Linked DNA regions of Mus musculus: regions 2 and 3 are each linked to region 1. The links are chromatin loops, found by intact Hi-C in ENCODE. Cell type or tissue: heart. All regions are shown on one strand.

What was found. Peaks named below come from ENCODE experiments on the same cell type or tissue, not always from the same donor. Only the 100,000 strongest peaks of a DNase experiment are listed, where the experiment ranks them.
Region 2: it touches region 1 in a loop (4-fold over the local background); 5 of 42 quality-filtered maps call a loop at or near these places.
Region 3: it touches region 1 in a loop (2.7-fold over the local background); 4 of 42 quality-filtered maps call a loop at or near these places.

Annotation. Positions count from the first base shown.
Region 1 is chr2:180,253,663-180,261,662 of GRCm38, forward strand. Rps21 (ribosomal protein S21) reads left to right here and starts at 3,717. Exons shown (of 6, transcript NM_025587.2): 1 at 3,717-3,785; 2 at 3,959-4,021; 3 at 4,126-4,189; 4 at 4,324-4,395; 5 at 4,568-4,623; 6 at 4,716-4,782. The coding sequence starts at 3,972. The coding sequence ends at 4,725. Cables2 (CDK5 and Abl enzyme substrate 2) reads right to left here. Exons shown (of 10, transcript NM_145851.2): 6 at 7,854-8,000; 7 at 7,415-7,518; 8 at 6,982-7,088; 9 at 6,613-6,817; 10 at 4,877-6,521. The coding sequence ends at 6,381. Mir3091 (microRNA 3091) reads left to right here and starts at 3,874; the gene lies at 3,874-3,949. In heart, no CTCF peak of the experiment used is centred here; DNase peaks (open chromatin) are centred at 2,739, 3,479 and 7,599; H3K4me3 peaks cover 2,653 bases; H3K27ac peaks cover 2,279 bases.
Region 2 is chr2:180,041,013-180,049,012 of GRCm38, forward strand. Psma7 (proteasome subunit alpha 7) reads right to left here and starts at 1,452. Exons shown (of 7, transcript NM_011969.2): 1 at 1,266-1,452. The coding sequence starts at 1,361. Ss18l1 (SS18, nBAF chromatin remodeling complex subunit like 1) reads left to right here and starts at 1,471. Exons shown (of 11, transcript NM_178750.5): 1 at 1,471-1,856. The coding sequence starts at 1,788. In heart, CTCF peaks have their summits at 1,538 and 4,534 (motif pointing left); DNase peaks (open chromatin) are centred at 1,439 and 4,475; H3K4me3 peaks cover 3,136 bases; H3K27ac peaks cover 2,447 bases.
Region 3 is chr2:180,109,931-180,117,930 of GRCm38, forward strand. Gm46782 (a long non-coding RNA gene) reads right to left here and starts at 821. Exons shown (of 3, transcript XR_001783600.2): 1 at 766-821; 2 at 181-340. It also overlaps a transcript of Osbpl2 not described here. In heart, a CTCF peak has its summit at 4,169; DNase peaks (open chromatin) are centred at 4,411, 6,311, 7,671, 7,811 and 2 weaker places; H3K27ac peaks cover 1,619 bases.

The DNA of each region.
Region 1 (8,000 bases):
TGCTGGGATTTGAACTCTGGACCTTCGGAAGAGCAGTCTGGAAGAGCAGTCGGGTGCTCTTACCCACTGAGCCATCTCACCAGCCCGACTTTCTCTTTTTTAAGATTTGTTTTATGTAAGTACACTGTCTTCAGACACACCAGAAGATGACATCCCATCTCATTACAGATGGTTGTGAATCACCATGTGGTTGCTGCGAGTTGAACCCTGAACCTATAGAGCAGTCAGTGCTCTTAACCACTGAGCCATCTCCTCAGACCTTACCCTTCATACTTTCTAGTTTTATTTTATTTTATTTTATTTTATTTTATTTTTTGAGACAGGGTTTCACTCTATAGCCCAGGCTGTCCTTGAACTAGCAGCAATCCTGTCTCAGTTTTAAAACAAGGGAAGTGCTGTGATTAGAGGCATGAACTGTCACACTGTCTGTACCCATGCTTTTTATGGTTTAAAACTGCCAGGTGGTAGAGGTGGCAGAGGCGGCACATGCCTTTAATCCCAGCACTCAGGAGACAGAGGCAGGCAAATCTCTGTGAGTTTGAGGCCAGCCTGGTCTACACAGTGAGTACAGTGTGAGAGGCAAGCTCTGTCATTACCTGAGTAATGAGATGGCTTAGGGAGTAAAGGCCGTTGCTCCCACAAGCCTAAGAACCTGCACTGCCCACACCCATCCCCTTAATACTGTTTTTTTTTTTTTTTTTTTTGTGAAGGTTATTCACTGACATCTTACAGAAGACCAAGACTTAAGTCAGAAAGATCAGGGTACTGAACACGTGCTCTGTTTCATGTTTTCCTCAGCCAGATGTGGGTAGGAACCCTGCTGGACAAAGAGCAAAGCAGCCAGGTGAACTAGAACGACTTGACTCGACCGTTACACCAGTTGATTTAATGAGCACACTGTGCTTACCTGTGCATGACTTCACTGTCACATTGGACCAGGACTTAGTAAGTGCTGTCAGCCACATGCGGCATAGTATGGGTGATGCTGGGCAAGGTACGGGGTCTCTCTGTGCAACCCTGGCTGTCCTGGAACTCATTCTGTACATGGGGCTGGCCTCCAACTCAGAGATCTGCTGGTCTCTGCATCCTGACTGCTGGGATCAAAGGTGTGTGCTGTCCCCTGCCCCACCTTGCTGAGGACCCTTATTTAGTAGTTTAGACTCTTTTATTCCTGCTAAAAATTTGAGCTTTCCTATTCTTCCTTCCTTCCTTTCTTTCTTTATATATATATTTTTATTTTTGAGACAAGGTCTTATTTTGTATACTAAGATCAAACTCTTGATCTTCTGCCCACATCTGCCTAGTGCCAAGCTGCAGGCAGGCAGTGTCCTGCCTCTCCCAAAGGTCTGGAACAGATGGTGTACATTCTGTGAAAGCCCTTATCACAGCCCTGTCTGCTAATTTAACATCTGAGTGAGTTCTGGATCTCTCTCTCTCTAGTGACCAGCTAATCTGACAATCACTGAATGGACACCAGGCCATGTGAATTTTCCTTGTTGTGGGCTTCATGCAGCCTTCCTGCTTCATTTATTTTGGAGGTGCAGTGGAGTTACTACTTCTTTGATCCTTGCGAATCTTACTTTTACCATGTTAGGTGGGCTCTGGGCATTGTTTTTGGCAGTTACCACAGGCTAGACCTTTCTGAACATTCTGCCTAGCATCATTTGCATTAAGCTTTTCTACTTGACTCCAGTCCCAGCCCTTTCAAGGAGTGCTGAATTTGCAGAGTGGAGTTTACTAAGATTTCTGGGGCTTCCTTTTGGCCATGCTCTCCTTCCTGGCACATCGGCTGCTTCATCTGTGGCCACTAAGGAGGCCTTGAGGGTTCAATTCAATATGCACGGATGCAGCCAGAGCAGCTGCAGATCTCAAAACTAAAACCACCCCTGTCCACATGCCTTATGGATGATATGAACAGTGATTTTCCTAAGGTCAGAGGCTCTGGTATCCTCACTTCTTTTCTTTTTTCTTTTTCTTTTTTGGTTTTTCGAGACAGGGTTTCTCTGTATAGCCCTGGCTGTCCTGGAACTCACTGTGTAGACCAGGCTGTCCTCGAACTCAGGCAGGCTGTCCGCCTGCCTCTGCCTCCCGAGTGCTGGGATTAAAGGCGTGCGCCACCACGCCCAGCTAGCCTTGCCCTTCTAGCCCATTCCTTTTGCCTTGCTTAAAAAAAAAAAAAAAAAAAAAAAAAAAAAACCACGATAGATTCCATTCTTAAAGTTAGCCACCAAACTCTACTCCCTTATATGGTCACTTCCTCCTCGTGAGGCTGACTACCAAAGTCCAGCTATTAAAAGTCCTATCCAATCAAAATACACCACTGTGCAGCCCGGTCTAGCATGGAACCCCCCTTTTCTCTTATTAAAAGTTACACCTGCAAGGTCATTTGCTTGTGTTTTTCTGACCAAGTAGAAAACAGCCACTTTAACTCCTCTTCCCCACCCCCATTTAAAGGAGCTCTCTGTGAAAACAGGTGCTTGGGTAAGGTGTCTGTGCCTAATCTGAAAGATAACCCCTGCTGCGCGGGAATTTATTATTTTTTTCAAAACAGGGTTTCTCTGTGTAGCCCTGGCTGTCCTGGAGCTCACTGTGTAGACCAGGCTGGCCTGGAACTCAGAAATCTGCCTGCCTCTGCCTCCCGAGTGCTGGGATTAAAGGCGTGCGCCACCACGCCCTGCGCGGGAACTCTTAATGCATACATGACTACTGGTTTCCAGGTGTGAGGAGGAAAGTGTAGCCTCGGTTTCACCAGACCCCGTGACAGACAGTCTTGGAAGGTGATCACCAGTCAGTGTGCACATGGCAGGGAGGTTCTCCCCAAGACCATGTAACTGGGTGTATGTCCCAGCTCCAGACTGCAGCTCCAGTCCCAGAGAGATATCAGGCATAAAGTTCTACAGATGAGTGAGCAGTGGATTCACTCACGGAGAAATGTAATCTCAGGAGAGTCGTCAACAGCGTGGGCAGTCTTGTGTCCGGGCTGCTCTCTGACCTCGTAAACAAAGAGGCTTACTGAGCATTATGGTGACTGTGGTCTGGGAACTTTCCTTTTTCGAGACGGGAACTCAGTGTAGTCCAGAGTGGCCTCAAATAGATAATCCACCTGCCTCGGCATCCCGAATGCTGAGATTAAAGGCGTGCACTCTCAGGCCAGACTCACTTCCCTAGGCGTGTGGACCGGGTGGCGGCTGGAGCCAGAGGAGTAGGGCAGGGCCTGGGGCGAGGAGGGGCAGGATGGCAAGGACGCAGGGTGAGTAGGGGGTTCTTGAAGAGAATGAATGTGCAGCGGAAAGCCAGCGGTCCAGCTCATTTGATCCAACCTCAGTTTCCTCTTCGGAGGATTGGTCTTCCCGTTCCCGCCTCCCTCCGCCACGCTCGTTCCCCTCCCAGGCTCTGGCGGCGCCTCAGGTCGGTGGAGTCAGGGATCCAGCAGCGGCTGGGCTCCCTCTGACAAGCTAGCCTCGAGGGCGGCTGGAAGACAAGCCAAGTCCAACCTCTCCAGCGGAGGACGGAGGGGCTGGACTCCGCAATGGAGGCGGGGCCTGAGGAAGAAGGCATGTCTTGGCTGGAGGCGGAGACAGGGACCGATGCCTGTGCTTTGTGCGGAAAGAGCCAGGCTTTCTTTGCACCGGAAGCGGAAGTTAAAACACACAAACAGGCCTCCGGTATGGTGGATACGAGTACCCTGACCCGGAAGCACTTACCGAGGACCCGCCCTCCTGCCCAATAGTGCTGCGGAGGCACGAGCTACTTCCTTTCTGCGCTCTCGCTGGACAAGTGAGCAGGTAGGCCTCGGTGCGGGCTGTGTGCGAGCGGGGCCGGGCTGGGCCGGGCTGGGCGCAGTTGGGGAGGTCGCGGTCACATGGCCGAGAGTGCTTGCGGGCCATGGGTCTGGTTGGGCCCGCAGACTCGGAGTGCGGGCCTGACCAGTCTCAAGACCTGCGTGGTAACTCTGCAGGGACGGCCTCAGGATGCAGAACGACGCCGGCGAGTTTGTGGACCTGTACGTGCCGCGGAAATGGTGAGCATCTGCGGGCCCGTCATTCTCGCGCCCGCTTTCCCCGCTCCCATTCATCCACTGTTCTTTTGCGACCTATTAAACGCACTGTGCATCTCTTTACCCAGCTCCGCAAGCAACCGCATCATTGCTGCCAAGGACCACGCGTCCATCCAGATGAACGTGGCCGAGGTGAGCTGGGAACCTGACGGTTCCTGAGGGAAGGAATTACGAGGCCCTCAGGCCTCAGCCTGGCTCTTGGTGTGTTTACTAACATCGGGGTGAGGTCGAATCTTCCAACCTCTTTTTTTTTTTTTTTAACCCAGGTTGATAGGACCACAGGCCGGTTTAATGGCCAGTTTAAAACCTATGGCATCTGCGGGGCCATTCGCAGGATGGTGAGTTCTACCACCTGGTCTGCCTTGTACTGTTCATGTGACATCTGAGCTCTGATGGTGGTGTCCTTTTCTTCCTGTGGGAATGGTTTTGGGCTTAATAGTGCATGCTCTGCCTGCTAAGCAGGGAGCCAGCTCTGTGTGGATACTCAGGTATTTATTTTTAATTTTAAAGGGCGAGTCAGATGATTCTATTCTCCGATTGGCTAAGGCTGATGGAATTGTCTCAAAGTAAGTGTGGGGGACAATCTCACATTGGGGTTGAGTGGCTTGGGACTTCCCAAGAGATACAGCTTTTAATACTACTTTTTCCCCTTTGTTAGGAACTTTTGAGCAGAAGAAATCGGGAATTTGTTACAAATAAAAGTTTTAAGTACCTGTGACAGTTAAGTCTGCTTTTGCTGTTTTTACTATGTAGGGCTGGTGTTTTTATTGTGACCAGAAAAGGGCCGCACACTTACCTGAAAGGAGACAAGCAAGGAAGTATGTTGCAAAAACCAGTTTTACTTTAACAAAAACATTTTAACACCTTCCATTCATAACCTACTGGACATACACCACATTCTGAGGTCTGACACAGCTGTGTCCTGTTGAGCGCTGCGGGTGCAGCACCAGGTCTGTGGCATTGGGTCACAGTCCAGCTGGACACCATGGATATACCTCAGATTTCTGGACTCAGTCTATAGGACTCTGTTTAGCCCGTGTTTGGTTTAAGGGTTGGCTTTAACAGTGCTCAATACCACAAACCAGCAGCTCTTAGCGAAGCTTAGGAAGGACTAACAGCAGACCAGCTTGGTAAAATGAATACACCTTACTACATCTAGAAGCTTAAATAACATTTATCCCATCAGTCAGCCATATATATCTAAGTTCATTTAAAAAAAAAATGATGGGGCTGCCCTGAAGATAACCTGTTTGCAGGAACGACTTATTGCACCTAAAGATGCTCTGAGAACGTGGCATGCTTACACCAGCATAAGCATGGACAGGCTAAAACGTATTTACTATCCTTTGAGCTCCTGTCTGAGCTGTTACTGATCCGATAGACCTAGGTGGTCGGTGTCAGGCTTGAGGACGAGCATCTCTGGGACATGAGACTGGAACCAAGCGGTGGCTGGCGTCTGCCAGGCTGGTGACCAGTTTCTAGGGAAGGATAACAGGCCTGGGGAGGTGGAGGATAGCTCTTGAGTGATGACAGTGGCACAGGGCAACTTGGCCTGATGACATGTAGTCATTGACAGTAGGTAGCAGGATCGGTGCCTTCCTGCTTGAGGATCAAGTGTGGTTCAAAGTCAGCAGCAGGCCTGAATGGGCCATTGTCTGTTCCCATAGAGACCAAATCTCAAGTTATAATGACTTTTCTCCATCACGATATTGCTTAGGAAAGTCAAGAGCCCACAGTCAGTGGTTGTCCAGTGACAGGGAAAAGCTGTGCTGGCAGGAGGCAGCAGGGGTTGGCCAAAGCACTGCTGTGCATGTGACACGGGTTTCACAGTGGCAGATGCTTTAACAAGGTGCAGTGAGAGCAGACTCAGAATCAAGGTGTCTGCCCTATCCTGTATCTTGACCAAAGATAAAATAGTGCTGATGGGGAACTGCCTGGGTGGAGGCACCAGAAGACAGAAGCCTGACAATTGTAGCAAGTTCAGAAGGTCTGGACACCTAGGTCTCTACAGGAATGGTTTCATGGGTAGGCAGAAGGAAGGCTGGCCCTCAGGATTCACAACATAAGCCAGGCTGGTCTCGCCACACGAAGAACAAACCAAGCCCCACACTGTTCACTTGCTTCAGGAAAACCCTCAACAGGGAGCGTCTCGAGGTCAAGGCGTGCTCTGCCCCAAAATTAAAAACTTTCCAAGGAAGCCAAGCTGCCGTGGGTTGTGAGGGGCAAGTGCAGTTACTGGAGGAGGGACAGGAACACTAGTCCTCTAGCCAAGCTACTCAGCCTTCCTGCCAAAGCAGCCTCCCTCTGGGGTGCACTGTTTGGGCTAGAACTGCTGGGTGAGGCGTCTGTAGTGAGGTAACACTTGGTTCTCTGGGAGGTACAGGGCCAGTTCCAAAGCCACGAGCACCGTGAACTCAAAGCCAATGAGGTCTTTCCTGTTGAACCGGAACCTTTCCTCCAGCTTCTGCAGTGAGGGAAACAAAGGGTGAATGGGTTAGCTCCATCTGTGTCCCCGTCTAAGGCCCAGTGCCTGCTGGTGCACACCTCACACTCACGTCAATAAGCTGCTTCACTTCACTCTTGCGGAGGTCACTGCTGATCTTGGCAGCCAACAGAACACAGGCTCCAGCACACAGTTTGCGGTTCTGTTTGTTGAGCTTGCCCTGCAGTACGAGCTTCTCAAAGTACACATATGCCATGGACACGGTCACAGGCTCCAAGCTGCACTCTTCAGAAAGGTTCCGCATCTCCCGTTTTAAACTGTGGGTGGGATGGGAGCCATGACGCTGGGGCAAATCCATGTCATGAGACAGCAGTCACCCTTCCATGGCTATGCCATGTTCTGTGGGCTGTCAGCACACATGGAGAAAGCCCAGAGCCAGGTTAGGTGGCTGGGAAGGGGTATCTGCCTAGCCCTCCCTTACCTCCTAATTTTGCTCAATGTCAGTTTGATATGAGGGAACTTTTCCCTGAAGGTCTCATTCATATCCTTCTTGAGGTCTGCAGGTTTCACATACTCTATAACGGTGGTCTGTAACAGAGCAGAGGTGAGTGGGCCAAGATGCTTGGGAATGGATGCCCTGCAGCCTGCAGGTACACACATGAGCATGTGGGACTTCAAAGAGGATTAACATGGCTCAGTCTGTCCATCCTCTGGATAAGCCCAGCCTGCCAGGCGTTCAGAGCTGGCTGCAGGAGATGTCCAGCATGACTGGCTGTCCTGCTTGGGCACACTGCCCTTGGCTACAACCCTTCCCACTACCTGTTGGTGCTGGGTGGGGACAAGGCACCCTGAGATGGCTGAGTCTCTGGTGTGGAGGGTGCTCATTCAGTGTATTACCTGAACCTTGAACTCACCATGTATGAAGCAAAGATGAGTACACGCTTATGTTTTCCACACGGCCACTGTGGGTCGTCCAGGAGGTTGGGATTGTATTCCACTGCATCTCCCCCGTCGCTTCCTGTAGGCAGAGGCAGCCAATGACAGCCTAGATCCTGATCAGAACCCACACCTCCCCTCTCCCATTGCAGCCAATGAAGAGGCATGAGGGCAAGGCTCAGGTCTGAGAGGTGCTCCAGGTCACAGGCCAGCTAGGGCTTAGGTCCAAGAAGTGATGCCTGGACAAAGCCTGCCCCCTTCCCGTCCCACACTGACCCTCTCTTCTGCCTGACTCAGGCAGAGCCTAGGGCCACATTATCTGGAATCCTTTCCTCTGAGAAGCCTTGGTGCAGAGGCATGAGTGTGGCTTATACTGCTGTCTGGCCCATGGCTGTGCCTAGCCCAGACCTTGGCTACCTAGTTCTGTGCCAGCTGGTGTTGACTTGGTAGGCACAGGTTTGTGTCTTGAACCTGGTGGAGCCCTGGGGATGCTGGGCCGAGGCTGGGGCAGCAAGCCATGGCTGTCATTCTTGTGTATAACCAGAGCATTAGTAGGGTACAGGA
Region 2 (8,000 bases), 210 kb before region 1:
GCCAAATCATCTCTCCAGCCCTCCAACTTGTTTTTTGAGATAGGGTCTCACACTGAACCTGAAGCTCACAGATTCTGCTACACTTACTGATCAGCAAGCCCAGTGTATCCTCCTGCCTCTGCCTCCCAGACTGGGATTCCAGGCATGTCACCAGGTGCAGTGCAGGGAGCCACCTCACTGGCCTCACAGGTTTTTCTTTTGTTAGACGGTTTCTCACTAGCTGTATCTCTTGGGTTTGGAGTGATGGCTCAGCGGCTGCTCTTCCACAGGACCCCAGGTTCAATTCCCAGCACCCATATGGCAACTCTAGTTCCAGGGAATCTGACACTCTCACACAGATATATACATATAGACAAACGGCCAAACGCACATAAAAATAACTTTTAAAATAATAAATTAATAATGCACACACACAACCACAAAGAGTCTTTATAGTTTTAGAAGTCTTTAGGGTCTCTAGATTTAGAAGCCCAGGCTGGCTTTGTACTTGTGAGATTTTTCGAGCCTCAACCTTCTAAATGCCAGGATTATACAGGCCTGCACTTCCAAGCCCTGTCATTCCAGAGTTCTTGGGTGGATTGGGTCACCAAAAGCTTTGGGGTTTTAGTTTCAAGGAGATAAAATACCTGGGAAATGTAAGCGTTTCAAGACTCGGAACCACGTGTGTTCCGGAAGATCCGGTGACTCGGGAAAAACAAAAACCAAAACTAAAACTGTCTCACTGCTGGCGCTTACAGGTGTGGGGAGTCCTTTTCCAAACAGTGCTAAGGACTGAACAAAACTGGGGCGCGGTGAGAAGGGCCCACCGGAACCAGAACACGGCGTCGGTGGCGCATGCGGACCCGGAAGCAGCCTGTCACCATCGCAGGGCCGACGAATCGCCCTTTGTTCACAACGCCCACCTGGGCCTAGCTCGCAGATCCCCAAGTCCCCGCCGGCGCCGGCTACAGCCAGCCTCCCGCCGCCCGCGCGCACCTGCGGCCTCCGCCGTCCGCGCCGCGCGCACAGCACCAAGATGGCCCCGGCCCAGCCCCGGGGATGCGCTCGCCTAGATGCTCCGCAGTGGGGAAGCCAGAAAAAATCGCCCGGCTCTCCGGGAAGCGCGGCGCGGTCCCCGCGACCTGGTGCCCTTCCTACGTCGTCACCATTCAGCTCCCGTCACCTCCTGGTCCACCCGCCGCCAGCAGATAGCGCGGCCCCCGCGCCCAGGTCTGCGTGCCCCGCTTCCTTTTGCACCCCGTCGCTCAGGCCCCGGGCCGGCTCACCGCGGTGGAGCCCTTTTTGACCGCCTCCTGCGCGTACTCCACTTGGAAGAGGTGGCCGTCGGGCGAGAAGACGGTGATGGCGCGGTCGTAGCTCATCACTGCGGACGCACTAGCTCGGGCCGCCGCCGCTCAAAAGCGCACACTCACCGTCAGCGCCCCGCCCTCCCGGGCCACGCTGCTGGCGTCTGGCGTCAGGGGGACGTGCGGCACGGCGGGGCGGGGCAGGGCGGGCGGAACCACCGAAGCTCAGCACAGGGGGCGGTGTACCGGCTACCGGCTGGACGAAGAGCGCAGGCCGGGTGCAGGGGGCCTCCGCGCGGTATCCTGACCTGGGAGGCAGTCGCGTAAGGCGTGGGGACGCGGGGGACTCGAGCGCGCATTGGCGACAGGCAGGCGGGCGAGCCCACGGCACCGCGCCCCCCGTGTCCCCGCCCCCGCTCTGCGGAGAATGGGCACCTCGGGCCGCGGGGCGCAGCCGGAGAATAAACCCCAATGATCACGGGCTGAGTCCGCGCCACCACCATGTCCGTGGCCTTCGCGTCGGCGCGGCCGAGAGGCAAAGGGGAGGTCACTCAGCAGACCATCCAGAAGGTGGGCATGGCCGAGGGGGTACAGAGTGCGGGTGGGCGCGGGGCACGAACAAAGCCGGGGCACAGCCCGCCGCACGGAGCCCTGACGGCGGCTCCCCGCGCCCCCAGGAAAGCCTGCGCCAACTTTGCTGGAGGCACTGGCAGCGGGGGCCCGGCGGCCGCAGGGGGTGGGGACCCCGGAGCGCGTTGCGCGTTCTTCTCCCAGAGCGCCCCAGGCAGCAGACGCAACAGAGCGAGACGCCAGGGCCCGCGGCCCCTCCAGCCGGGGCGGGGGCTTGTCGCGCTCTGCTGACAGCCGTGGTAGCGACGGTCGCGCGCCTTTGCGCGATGCTTGGCGAGTGGAGAAGGGGGAGCAGGCAGCCTGGAGGCGCGCCGCTGCGGCGAGCTGGCCGCTCTTGTGAGGTACTGCGGTGCCCTGCACAAAGGAACGCATCCAAAGTGTGCGTGCCATTTCCAGAGCCCGCACCGCTGTCCAGAGCTTGCTGCACGCGGCGGACTTGAGGCTAGCGCAGCCCCGCCCCCGCTCGGGCCACTGGGTATCCGCGAGCCTCGCCTTCTGCACCCTGGCTTCAGACACCGCAGGTTTGTCCTGCAGTCTCTCAGTTTCATCCTTTAGTTTGGGCCAGTTTCTCAGAGAAGGCGTTTGCGTGGGTGTGTGGACGTCTTTAACAAAAGGAAGCTTTAAGTTTTGGCTTGGACACTTTAGCTTCTTACTGTTTGCCTTCGCGGTTCCAGGCATCTTTCTTACGCGATGGCTTTTCCTAATTCTGGTTCCTTTTACAGAATTCTTGAATTCTTTTGAGCCAGTTAGTTCCCAAAGGAAATTGGCCTCTCTACTCCCTCAGAGGCTTGTGGGGATTTTCTTCGCTTGTCGCCTGTTTCCCAGATCACCCTTGCTATCCTCCTTAGGAACATAATGGTTATCACTGTTGGCAAGTCCTAGTTAGCAGGGGAGATTATTGGAGGAAAGCAGAAATGCAGGTTTTATAGATCTTGCCACATTTAACTTTTTGCAGAAGTGACTTAGTGAAGGAGGCTACAGAGGCTACGTGGTAAAGCTAATAGTAGCCCTTCCGTGTGGCTCCACAGGCTGCTGTCTGTGTGGCCATGAACTAGGAGCCTTGGTTGGTGGAGGGTGGAGTACTCCACACATTGGCAGTCCAGACAGTGCCCAGGCACTCTGGCTGCTGGATCTTAACAGTCACTCTTTCCAGTGCCACTTTTGGCTTCAACATTTTTAGTCAGTAGTCAAACGTGCTCATCAAAGATCCTCAGTTTCTCCAGGCAAAGGTGTATTGGAGGACTACGCCAAACATCAGATCACAAAGAGGAGATGTTGGCTGACCTCAGCTCAGGGCAGAAATTCAGCCTGTGCATCTTTGGAAGTGGGTCTTAAGTTTAGCCTGTCAAGGTCCTTAACCTGGTAGGGCTGGCAATTCACTTCCTGTCTCTGTGAATCCTTTACTGGGGAGTCTGAGAAGGCCTGAGGGGGGATGTGTCATGTACTTAAACCGTGCACTCTGACCTGGCCTGATGATGCGCCACTGCAGTTACATTCTGCAGCATATGTGGCAAGACGGTCTGAGAACAGCCTGAGCTACATGATAAGTTCAAAGGCAGCTCAAGATGTGTGTGTGTGTGCTAACCAGCCCATGATGAGACCACTGGGGAGAGCTAGGAGTTCCAGAGAAGGAGAAGGCCAGTGGGTGGTGAAAGCAAAGGAAATAACAGCGCGTTCTTGGAGGACGGATCCTACTCAACCGTCACAGCCCGCAATGTCCTCTCCTCAATCTTGTCTCGACAGTCACAAGGCCATTGTAGTACTTGGAGGTATTGCTGGTGGCATATGAGTTAGCATGTAATGAAGTGGCCTTTGCTGGTCCGTAGTCTTGCATGGTACACCCTATAAACTATAAAATCCATAGCACAGGTTCTGCCTAGGCGAATGTATTCGTGTCCCATAACTTCCCTGACTGGCCACAACCCAGGTGACATTAGACAACAGTTTTCATTCACTCACTCTGTCAAGGTGTGAAGAGTGGCTGGCTGCCTTCCTTCTCTCACGAAGTTCTGGGGGAGGCTACCTCATACCTTCCCAGCTTCTGGTGGCTCCCACAGCCTTTGGTGTCCTTTGGTCTGCGATGAGATCTCTGTTTTCCTCTTCTGGGATCTCCTCGCCTGTTTTTCTGACTCTTCTCAGAAGCATACCATTCTTATAAGGTAACAAACATTGGTTTGCAGATAGCCTTCTTTCCAAGTTTGGGGCTTTCCATAGAAGTAAGAGTATGAGGTCAGGAAATTTGAGCAAGCTTTGAATCGTTCTAGATGTGGCCTGCAGGGAGGGAGTGGTGACCCAGAGTGGGAGTCTGGAGAGCTGCCCTGACCTGGAGCAAGTGACCTTGTGACAGAGCACTGGCACCTAACGAGGATGTAGTCAGAACTGTGCTTTTGTGTGGACAATGTGTGTGCCTGGGATCCTGAAGTGGAACTACAGCTGGCTAGAGCCCTCAGAGACACCACTGGCCAAGGACCAACTCTAACTCTGTCTTTCTCTCCACTAGCTGAGGGCTATAGTATCCCAATGTCCAGCACTGTGCGCTCCTGGTGCAACCAGCCAGGGTATAGTGCAGTGATTTGGGTGGCTGCATGCCTATTAGAAGGCCCACTGGACGCCCCCTGCTGTTTCATGTAACAATTACACAATAAAAGTTACATATCTCTATTGCTGATTATTATTATTATTTACATGCATGGGTACATGTGCCACAGTGTACAGGTGGAGGTCAGAGGATTATGGAGTCACGTCCTTCTCCTTTGACTGGGGTTCCAGTCTCCAGGCTTTTTTGGGGGTGGGGGTTAGGTGTTTTGTTTTTTGGTTTTTTTTTTTTTGGTTTTTTTTTTTTTTGGTTTTTGGAGACAGGGTTTCTCTGTATAGCTCTGGCTGTCCTGGAACTAACTCACTCTGTAGACCAGGCTGGCCTCGAACTCAGAAATCCTGCCTGCCTCTGCCTCCCAAGTGCTGGGACTAAAGGCGTGCACCACCAACACCCAGCGTCCAGGCTTCTAAAGTCAATCCTATTAATAAGGCACTTTGGCTGCTTGGAACATTAGAGCTGTCCCCATAACGGTGAATGATGTGTGGAGCTGAGTCTGAGTCCCCTATTAAAGTGGAAGAGTAATGGCTCTTGGGTAGCTGTTCTTGAGCAACAGTACTTCCTAGGGGGGCACAAGGTTTCTCCTCCCATCTCTGGAATGGGGAAGGAATGATATCCCTTCATTCCTCAGTCTGGAGTTCACCTTGGGGAGGGAACAGCCCTTTGGCCTCTTTGCTTTCTGTCAGGCAGAGAACCACTCTGCATGGTTCTCAGCCTGATCCTTGCATTCCTTGGATGGAGAGAAGTGGGGACAGGTGTTCTTTGGAAAGAGACACACAGGCCTGTACCCTCTGCTCACTGAGGCCTGGCTGGAAACACTCCCAAGAAGACAGCTCTGGCCAAAGGCCAGATCTGTTCCCCAGTCTCAAAGTGGGAGTCACTTGGAGCAGGATTCAGTGTCCGCCACCTCCCTACACCCCATCTTTTGTGTGCCTTGGGAAAGAACACCTATCCCATTTGGTATGTGGTGTTCTGCCTTAGGCATGTTCCTAGATTACTGGACCATCGCGCTTGACTACCACTATCTCTGTGCTTGGAGCCCAGGGACATTTCCAGAAAGTCCCCAAGCTACAGGTGAGGAACACACTGTGTCCAGCAGGTGCAGTGAGGGCTAGATATGAGCACCAGCAAATGGCGCGGAACTGAAGCTGGAGGAAAGCAGCCAAGCTTCAGAGCCTAGTTCATGGAGTGTGTGTGGGAGAGAAAGGCCTGAAGGAGTGAGGGGTGGGGGACTGTGGGATGCTGTGTAGAACAGGCTGTGGGCAGGATCCATTTGCTACCTTTCAGATTGTGTCTAGTTGTAAGCATGTACACATGGGGTCCTCTGGTGTAGAGGAATTTTAATTCAGCTGCTCTGGCAAGGAATCACATCCAAAGACCTTCTGGTCTGTATGAGCTGGCTGGAGTGCAGACACTCTCTTAGTCCACAACTTCACTTCCTGACAATGAAGGGAAGGTTAGCTTATAGAAGGAAGCAGCCATGCTTGAAAGCTGTGTTCAATTGAGGGGCAGACAAAGTGACAAATCAGAGAAAGATTTGACAGAATGAGTCAGGCATGGGATACATCCAAGCAACACACACACACACACACACACACACACACACAAAACAACACAGCAAAGAGAGGCAACTTAAAAGTAATGAGAGAGGAGGCTGGAGAGATGGCTCAGAGGTTAAGAGCGTTGACTGCTCTTCCAGAGATCCTGAGTTTAAATCCCAGCAACCACATGGTGGCTCACAACCATCTGTAATGGGATCTGATGCCCTCTTTTGGTGTGTCTGAAGACAGCTACAGTGTACTCACATACAAATAAATAAATCTTTTTTTTTTTTTTTAAAGATTAGTGAGAAGAAAAGAAGATTGTGCGTGTGTGTTTGTGTGTGTGTATGTATTGGTTTACTGAAACAGGTTGTGTGTGTGTGTGTGTGTGTGTGTGTGTGTGTGTGTGTGTGAGTTTTACTGAAACAGGTTGCAGAGAGAAGCCAGACACAGGTGAAAATAGAACAAGCCAGAGAATGAGAAGGAGCCAGAAGATCAGAACATATTGCCTATGTTCTAAGGCCATGGTATGAATAGGAGGCCAAGCAGAACAATTCAATCAAAAGCAGAGAGCAGGCAGATTGAATCAGTCAGCTTGGAAGATTAGATTGTATGCAGGTTAGAAGCTTCCAGGCCCAGGCCTAGGGATAGGGATAGTTAGCATACAGAAAAGAAATGCTCTGGGCTCAGCCCAAGCCGTGTATTTGCATAGCTTGAGAGCAGCTCTTACCCCATCATCTGAGGAAATGAAAGTGATGTTTACACTCTGGACTGTGTGAGAGCAAAGAGGGCTGCTCCGGCTTCTTGGGCTCAAATCCTCTTCCATCATTTCTTCTTGACACGTGCTTTTGGGCCTCAGTTTCCTGCTTTTAGAGGGAAGGTGATGTTGAGTTAAAGCCAGTTGAGCAGTATGGATGGACCAGACCATCTTGGTCCCGTTTTGCAAGAGTGCTGAGGCCTCTGTAGGAAATGGTAGAAAACCGTGGCCAGTCCAGAATCCTGTAAAGAGGCGGTTGGTGGCATGCAGTTTGGATTCATCTGAACATGCAGGGTTTTAACGTCATCTGCCATCTGTGTGTACCTTTCCCCAGTGCTGAGATTTTCATGGAGGCAGGGAGATGTGCTGTGCTGAGCTAACTCAGTCTTCTCAGTATTCAAAGATGCACAGGACCAGAAATGACACCCGTGTTGTCTCAGGAAGGTGGAAACATACTGTACCTGTGGTCGTGTACTTAACTGCGTGTGTAGTCTTTGAAAACGGGACATCTGCGTTAAGCGTGGTAGTGAGACTACAAGGCTGTGTGTTCCTCCCACGTGCACGGCCTGTGTGTGTGTGATTTGGGGACTGCTTGGAAGCTTGCACAGCTAATTCATGTCTTGTGCAGTGGGTGAATGTTCAGTAGGGCTGCAGCACTCTCCCGGAGTGTGCTTAGGTCGGGCATCGGCCTCCCGGAAATGACTCAAAGAGAGCTGCATCACCAAAGGCTTCTCTACCATGGGTGACAGCTCACAAAGCTGGGAGCTTGCGGCAGACTGCACAGACTGCAGACTGCTCGGCAGATTGGAGAGCCTCTTCCAGGTGGGTGGGTTTGTCTGGGAGTCTGCTCAGTGGTTCTTACTCCTTATATACTCCTGAGGCCTAGTGAGTCTGGTCAGTTTCAGGGACTTCCTGAAGCTATTTTGAGTTGTTTACTTCTTGTCTTAAGGACGGTCCCTGTAGAATGGACTGTTTCACTTCTCAGAAAATCCTGTCCTAAAATGCAGTGTATCTCACCTCCCCTTTCACATCCTGGTCTTTAGAGAGTTTTTCTCTAGGATGGAAGGGAACAGAAAACAAGGAGATGAGAGGGACAGTTGTGCTCAGGACCTCAGCCCATGGACTGGAATCATTCACAGTGGATGATGGGTCTTCTTACCCCAGTCTAATCTAGGTAATCCTTCAGTTGTGGG
Region 3 (8,000 bases), 140 kb before region 1:
GCGGCTCCCTCCAGTTCCTGTTCCCTTCTCTCTGTCTTAAGAGTCTGCCACATTAGTCTGTTTATGACAGTCATGTAGCTGCCCTGGCCGTGGTGTGGGTGTACATAATTCAAACTCCATAATGACCAGGGAGAAAACAGAGGTGGGGAGTTGTTGGCAAGCCTGGTTGCAATCAGTTACCTCTGCAGCTGCCCTTGGGATGGCCATTCAGCCAAGTAGCCAGTGCTGGTATCAGGAGCTCACACACCGTCTCTCAGAGACATGACCTCGGCAGAACAGGTACTGTAGTGGGGTCTTGGGGCAGCTGTGCCAAGTTTCTGAGAACCTGGGTCCACACTGCCTATAGGGTAATACAGAGAGTGATGTCACAGCTGACAGTGAAGCTACTGGAGAAGCTGTTGTGGCATAACAGAAGACAGAGTCTTGGAAGGCCACTTGTCCCCTGAGGTGACACTACAGACCATGTTAGCACTCTCAGAGTCTGGGTAGTTGATGAGTACTTGTAGCTGTTTGACCTCAGCCCTGGCACCTGCAGGCATCTTGTCCTTTGAGTGCTAAGTCCAAGACAACCACACAGGAAAGCCGGAGAGAAGTGGAAGCAGCCCTACTGCAGAGAGCCTCCAGGGCTTCCAGGCAGAATATGGGCTGGTGTGGGGCCCTATGATGGTATGGAGCCCAGCCCATGGCCAGAAGCCTCTAATTCTTTCCCTGGAGTGTTTAGTGAAGCCTCCCAGACTATGCTGTGACAACATTAAGCCTGCCTACCGACTCAGCCAAGCTCCAAACCTCTTCATGTCAGTGCTCTTCTGGGGCCATCAGACTGTGGCTTGTTCTAGGCAGCTGTGAATGGTGACTGTCACACAACAAAGGGGCACTGGCCAGTTCTCAGACCTCTTCATCTCTAGAGATGGGGACAGGTGCTATGATGGAGGGCCCTGCTCTGGAGAGAAAGGAGGCACAGCCTCTTGTGATCTGTTCAACTCTGCCTGTCTTCACTGAGTCCTCTCCCAACAGCCCAGTTAGTACCCACATTGAGCTCCTCCATGCCCTTGGCCTGGTTCCTGCTAGGTAGGTCTAAGACATTCCTCTGTCTAGAGTCTTTGGGGAAGGGGAGGTTTGAGACAGGGTTTCTCTGTATAGTTCTAGCTACCTGGAACTCACTCTGCAGACCCAATTGACCTTAAACTGAGAGACCCACCTGTCTCTGATCCCTCAGTGCTGGGATTAAAAGTCTGTACCGCAATGCTGGGCCTCTGTCTGAACTCTTGACCTGTGTCTGGCTGTGTCTGGTAACCTGCTCTCTGTTCTGGAAATTCCCATCTTCTCTAAAGGTCTAGGTTCCATATCCTGTATGTTTGACTGCCATCATGGCCTTGTCCAGCCTGAATGCTTTATCTTCTGATATCTCTGGGTTCCTGCCCTCTGCTTGACCATCTCCTGCACCCCACTGCAGTCACTCTACATGTGACAACACCATGACAAGGTGACTCTTGCCTCTGATGTAGACCCCAGTCTGATGGTGCAAGACTAGATGGTCAAGTTGGGGACTAATCATATCAGGCTACTCCATGTAGCCAACGAATGTCCTCTTCTCAGCACCTAAGGTCATGGGAGGACCAGGCATCCCCTGTCCATTTTTCCCCTGTCCTGGTTGGGGGAGAGTCTGCTGGACTGGCCCACTGGGCTTGTCCTGGAGTCTAACTGCTGGGCAGAAGAGCACTCTACCCAGCTGGAGCACGGATGCTAGTGGGGTTAGCTGTTATGCACCCCATAGGAAACCCCCTCCCAGTCACATCAGGGTCAGCCAACCAGCACCCCAGAGGGTGCCCTCAGGGTTTCTCCAGGGTTCCCCATTGTGCCCTGTGACCTGTGTGGTGCTCATACTTCTGTGAATATGCCCAGCCCCCAACCCCCACCCCAGAGTTATGTGGACTCCTCAACTCCTCTTAGAGCCCTGAGCCCTCTCTACAGCCCTCAGAAACACAGTTTAAAAAATAAAAATAAAAGGAAGTTGAGTGACTGTTGGCTTAGGACTGCTTGGAAGACCCTGCCCTCTGTAAGGTGGCTCTGTTTACTCTTGATGTCCCCTGGGAGTCCAGGCAGCTCCTTGGGGAACAGATCCCTGCCAGGAAAATAGAGATGGGAGGAACTGCTCAGGGTAGGGCTGAGAATGCAATTAATGAAGGCGAGTCTTTGGCTCCTCAAGAGAGGAAGGATGGGGCCTCAGAAGCTGGCGGGGTCGGGGGAGAGAGAGAGGGAGTAGGTAGAGAGAGTGTTTGTGTGTGTGTGTAAGGTTACAACAGGATGAATCTGACCTGAGCTGTAGAGACAAGCTGGTAACAGGAATATGTCCTATCTCCATAGAGGCCTAGGATGGCTGGGTGGGTGTCTGAGATCCTTGCTGATACCTGCATCCCACACATTCATCCATTTATCTGACATGCTCATAGCCCACACAGTCAGGACACAACAGGAAAACATAACAGGGTGTCTCCTAAGGCCCCCAGACTTGTGTAAGACAGTGGGGCTGAGGTGCTGGTGGTGGGCTTTGGAGTGAGGACTGGCACCTATGAGGGCTTGCACAGGTTGCTGACAGATGAAGCTGTTGCTCCACAGAACTCAGCCGGGCGGAGCTAGTGCTTACCTGTTCCAGTTGGGACAACAGTGGTCATGTGTGGGAAGCGGCAGTGCTGAGCCTGATAACTGAGAAGGAGGCTAGACTCTGTCTTTTGTTTGTTTGTTTGTTTGTTTGTTTGGAGAAAGGGTCTCTCTATGTAGACCAGGCTGGCTTTTAACTCACAGAGATCCACCTGCTTCTCCCTCCCCAAGTTCTGGGACTAAAGGTGTCACTACTCTTGACTTGTGTGACATTTTGAAGGGGGATCCTGGCCAGGCATGCCCAGTGGAGAAAGTGGGTCATTTCATCCACCTCGTTAGGAATGGCTGGCTTTAGGAGCCTAACTGCTACCTTGTCCTCTTGACTCTGCTCTCCTGGCGAGCCTCTCTCCTTGGGGTGTCACCTTTAGGCTCATATCTCAACACACAGTCCAGGGGTAGGTAAAGGGTCTGTACTCAAACCCTGCATCTGGCTTTCAAGTGCACCTGTCTGAGGTCAGCCTGCTGATGGGGAGGAGTCTAGGTAGCTCCTAGATGGATCCTGTGCAGATGACCGGGTGCCCTCGGAAGGTTTTCACATACCTTCCCAAGCCCCAGGAAGATGGAGGCACACAGAGCAAATGACAGGTAAAAACCCATCCCATGTGGACACTGGGCTCTGTCCTTCCTGGGTTGTCTGTAGGATCTACTTGCACCATCTCCTATTGCCAAGGGCTCAGAAGGCCAGGCTGCTCTTCAGGCCAGGGTATTGGGGAAGCCCTGAGCTAACTCTGTCTTCCACGGGTGCTCTGGGGAGGCCTATCCCTGAGTCACTTTAGAGCCATGGCTAAGGTTGTCTTGGATTTCCTGACTTCTCCCAGCCTTGGCAACACGACCAGAATGAGGCCCTTTATAAGCCCCTCCAGATCTTCCCCAAACAACCTCAACCTGATAGCCTGGCCCATCCCCATCCCTGCAGGGGATAAGTCACGGAGCTGGTTGGGGAATTAGCCATTGCCCAGCCCACTCCTTCTATAGCGTGGCTGTACATTTTGCTATGAGAAGGAAATGTGGCCGAAGAATTTCAAGATAGTGATACCAGTGCAGTAAATCCAGCTTGGGTCTTGCACACTGGCATAGGCTTGCTTCCATGGAGGCTCCTGGCTAGACTAGAACACTGTGAGAGACTACCACATCCTCTCAACCACAGGTCAGGAGCCAGGGCAGGGCACCTGACCTCTGTGGTAACCCAGCCCGGCACACAGGCAGTGGCCACTAGGTCCTTGGCTGTGTCTTTCTTTGTTTTTTGTTTTTTATTTTTGTTTTTGTTTTTTTTAGAGACAGGGTTTCTCTGTATAGCCCTGGCTGTCCTGGAACTCACTTTGTAGACCAGGCTGGCCTCAAACTCAGAAATCCACCTGTCTCTGCCTCCCGAGTGCTGGGATTAAAGGCATGTGCCACTACGCCCCGGCAGGCTGTGTCTTTTTTGACTGCCTCTCCCAAGATGGGGTAAGGGTGCATACCCTCTCCCAGAAGGACTCCAGTTACCAGGTTGCCTTTCCCCTATGTCCTTAGCTCCACCTTATGGAGGAAGCATGCTGGTGCCAGGGAGGGAGGGAGGGTGGCCTTGGCTAGCCTTCCTCCCTGGCCTGGGCTACTACCGGAAAGAAGAAACCTCCATTCTCTGTCCTGAGCCTCATCTCTGCTCTCCATCTAGGCTCCCCAGGCGTGTTTAACCTGCCCCTCCCATCCGGTATGCAGCTTCCCTGGCACCGAGGCCCAGCCAGCGGCTCCGGCCAACGCATTTGGCTCTCAGCAAGCTAAATCTAACCCAGCCCAGCTGTCGCTCCTCCAGTTCTCTCCTGCCCTGCCAGTTCCCTGCACGAGGATGTGCGTATATTCTTGCCACCCGATATGGGTCCCTGGGACTTGTGGATCCTAGACCAGGATCCGGGACCTCTCTTTGCTCAGGTGTATTCTGCATCTGTGTTCAGGGTCCAAGGCAGGGTCAGTGTGTGGCAGGTGCTCAGGGGATACTGGGAAGAAAGACAGGGACCCATCTTCCATCAGCTCCAGTACAGCCAGGAAGAAGGAACCATAGTTCCCTGGGCCAGCTCCATGCTGGGTATGGAGTTGCCCTAAAGACTATGAGATGGAGTCTGGCTGGCATCCGTCCCACACTGGCCCAGGAGGGTATCGTGGAATTCCATTGTTATGGGCTTTAGTGTATGTGTGTGTGGGGGTTGAAGTCCCAGCCCCTGGGGCCTGGGTGGGGGTGGACAGTCTCAGACACTACTCAAGGTGAGGCCAGCAGGTAGGCCTACTAGGCAAGTGACCACTGTAATCATCTCTTCTGAGCCTGTTTTACTTAGGCCAGTGACACCCTCAGGTAGAATGCTTCAGCCTTGTCAAAGTAGCAGGGGATGGTGTCCTGGCTAGTGAAGTGTAAGTGGAGAAATGGATGTTGGGAAAAGAGAGAGAAACCCACTTTCCACCAGTCAGAGTACAGCTGGGAAGAGGGACACACTGGTTCACTGGCTGAACTTTCCTCAGCTCCTGGGGCAGATTTTCAAGCTGATTTATCTTGGGGGCGGGAGCAGCAATGTTATCCTTCCTCCCTCTTTTCATCCCTTCCTTTCTGGTTAGAGCTGTGTGTGATGATTAGAGCACCAGCCACTGTTTTGGGCCATGGCGTGACATGAGACTGGAAGGAACCTTTGTTGAGTTATACAGCAAAGCAGGAGTGAGACAGGGCAGCTTGGGCTCCTGTCACATGGGAGCAAGCACACTTCTATTTTGTTGAAGCCTTTGTTATTCTGGGCTTCTTCAGAAATGGAGTGCTTGCTAACCATTCCTGAAGGGCAGGCAGCCAAGTCGGCTCAAATGTTTCCTTCAGCAAGGCAGGATGCCATTCTAGTGACCTGTCAAGAAAATCTCAGTGTTCGCACATGCTGGGTCTGAGCTGGGCTCTTTGCGTGCAGGCGCCTCCACACACTCTGGTCAGCCTTGTGGGGGAGGAAGAAGCGTGCTGGCTTTGACCGGTTTTTCACACATCCCTCTGATCTCAGGAAACAGTAGCTAACTAGCAAGTGAGGCCTCCTGACCTCAGGTAGGCAGACTCCTGGGGGCCTCCTGATCACTTGCCATGAGTAGTTGAGCATTTAGCTGACACAATCCACTCTAGGGCACTCAGCCTACAGTGGGGCACACAGAACTGGGAAATGAGAAACGGGCCAGTAGCTTCCTTGGTGCTTAGAAGGGAGTCTGTGGGGCCTCCTTTTCCACCTCCTCTGGATCCTCACTCCTTGACCTCTACAGGACCTGTCACTAGGAAGGTTGTTAGGGTAGCTTCCCAAAAGAGGAAGGAGTGTTGGGGTTAGCCTGGGATGGCTTGGGCTTGCTGTCACATAGAAGGAACTTTGGGGTGAAAAGTTTAATGGGGAACACCACTTTTCCTGCTTCCTTTTGGCAGAGTTTAATAGGTGCAGCTTGTTCGTGTCCCAAAGCCACAGGGGGAAAAAGAATAAGAAAAAGCCCTTTTCTGCTGCTATTGATAACTTGTCTCTTCACGAGGCGGGTTCAACCTAAAAATACCCACCCTCCCCGACAGGGAAGCCAGCATCGTCACGTTGCAGAGGAGACTTGAAAGTTGACTGAGAAGAATCAGCCGAGCCACGTGAGCCGGTCCAGGCCTCTGTGGTCAGGCTGCCCACTGGCAGCCTACTTCCTGTCCCCACGGAAGATTCCATGGCATGGCTGAGAAGAGAGCTGGAAGTGTGTTCTGCCAGGGACCTGGGAATCTGGGGTGGAGATGGCCTCAGGCTGGCTTCAGCAGCAGGGGCCAGGTGGGGCCACATACAAGGCACCCCAGTTCCTGGATGCCACACCCTGGCCCAGCTGGCGGACAAACAGGCTGAGATGAAGAGATAGCATTCTGGCAAAGAGGTAAGAGTGGAGTGGGTGAAGGGCAGAGGGTGGGTGGTTGGTAGCCTGTCCCTGGGCGAGCTGCTGCTCTTGAGCCTTAGTTTCCCTTCTGGAATGGGGAGCGATCATCTCTGTTCTGCCTCCGTCAGGGGTGAGGATGGAAAACAGGATGATGGGGTTCGTGTTGCTATCTGGCTGTGACCACCCACAGCGCCAGCTGTGGTCAAGGGAGGCCTTGCGTGGGTCTTGCGAGACACAGGCAGATGGCCCACCCTTGAGGAAGGGGTAGTTCCCGCCCTAGTCAAGAAGACAGAGGGATTCTGTCAGGGAGCCTCTGGCCTCCATTCTAAGCCCTCAGAGTTGGCTTGACCTCCAGGATCTATCCTGTAATCTCCCACCTCCACTTAGCACTTGGGACTGGATGTATCCTTTATTTATACCATGTGGGGTGGGGCAGCACCCTCATGGCATCCCATTGTGTCCCAGGAGCTGTTCAGGAAGGAACACACTCCCCAAACAGTCCTTTGGCACTTCTCAGATGCTGAGAGCACTCAAAGCTACAGCTACTCAGGGGTCCTGTGACATGGAATCTGATCTTGTGGCCCTCAGCCATAGCCCCTTCAGGAAACTCAGGGCAGATCCTGGTCTGGAGTCTGGGCATAGCCAGACTGCTGGTCCATCAGACGTCTCTGTGCCTTGCCCTCTGGAGGCATTAACTGGGTTGAGACCCAGTCTGACATCCGTAAAGTGGGAGCAATGACATTCGTCTCCCTGGTCAGCTGCTGACATGGGGGAACTGGAAGGGACATGGACATAATGAAACACTTTGGGGGCATTTTGACTATCACTATCTGCACTGTCATGGCCGGGCGCAGAGCCAACTCTTCCTCTTTCTACACCCTACTAGTCCATCCTAGAGGACATTGCCACTCGGCGAAGATGGAGAGAGCCCCTCCCCTACTGACAGGGATGCTGAGCCACCCAGCCCTGCACCTGAGGCTGCTGAAAGGTGGCAGCAGCTCCTAAAGGGGGCAGAGAGCCAGGAGCAGTGTTAGGTACCTGTCAGCTCACCTTTTACCTAGAGGTAAAAGCGGAAGTGAGGAACTCAAGGCTCTCCTCAGCCACAGCTGGAAGACAGGTGGTTGGAATGCCACCCCGGCCCCAGGGTCAGCCCATCTACTACACAGCTTGAGTAGGGATGCCCAGCCCAACCTGGGTGGTTATTCTGCCCAGATGGCAGGGCCCTGTAGCTCAAAGTCCAAAAACAGGTTAGGTAAGCTGTGTCCCTCTGAGGCTTGTCTCTTGGAGAGGGGCTGATCTTGGAGATTTAGGTAAGGGTGTGGGTGGTGGTGGGTTTCTGAGCTAGTCTTGGCCAGGCCCCCAGAAAAACTGCAGAACCTGGTCAGTCTGACTATCTCCGTGGCAACCGGCTAGCTGTCCTTGTCCTGGCTGGGGGGCCAGCTGCCGCACCCTTCCATCAG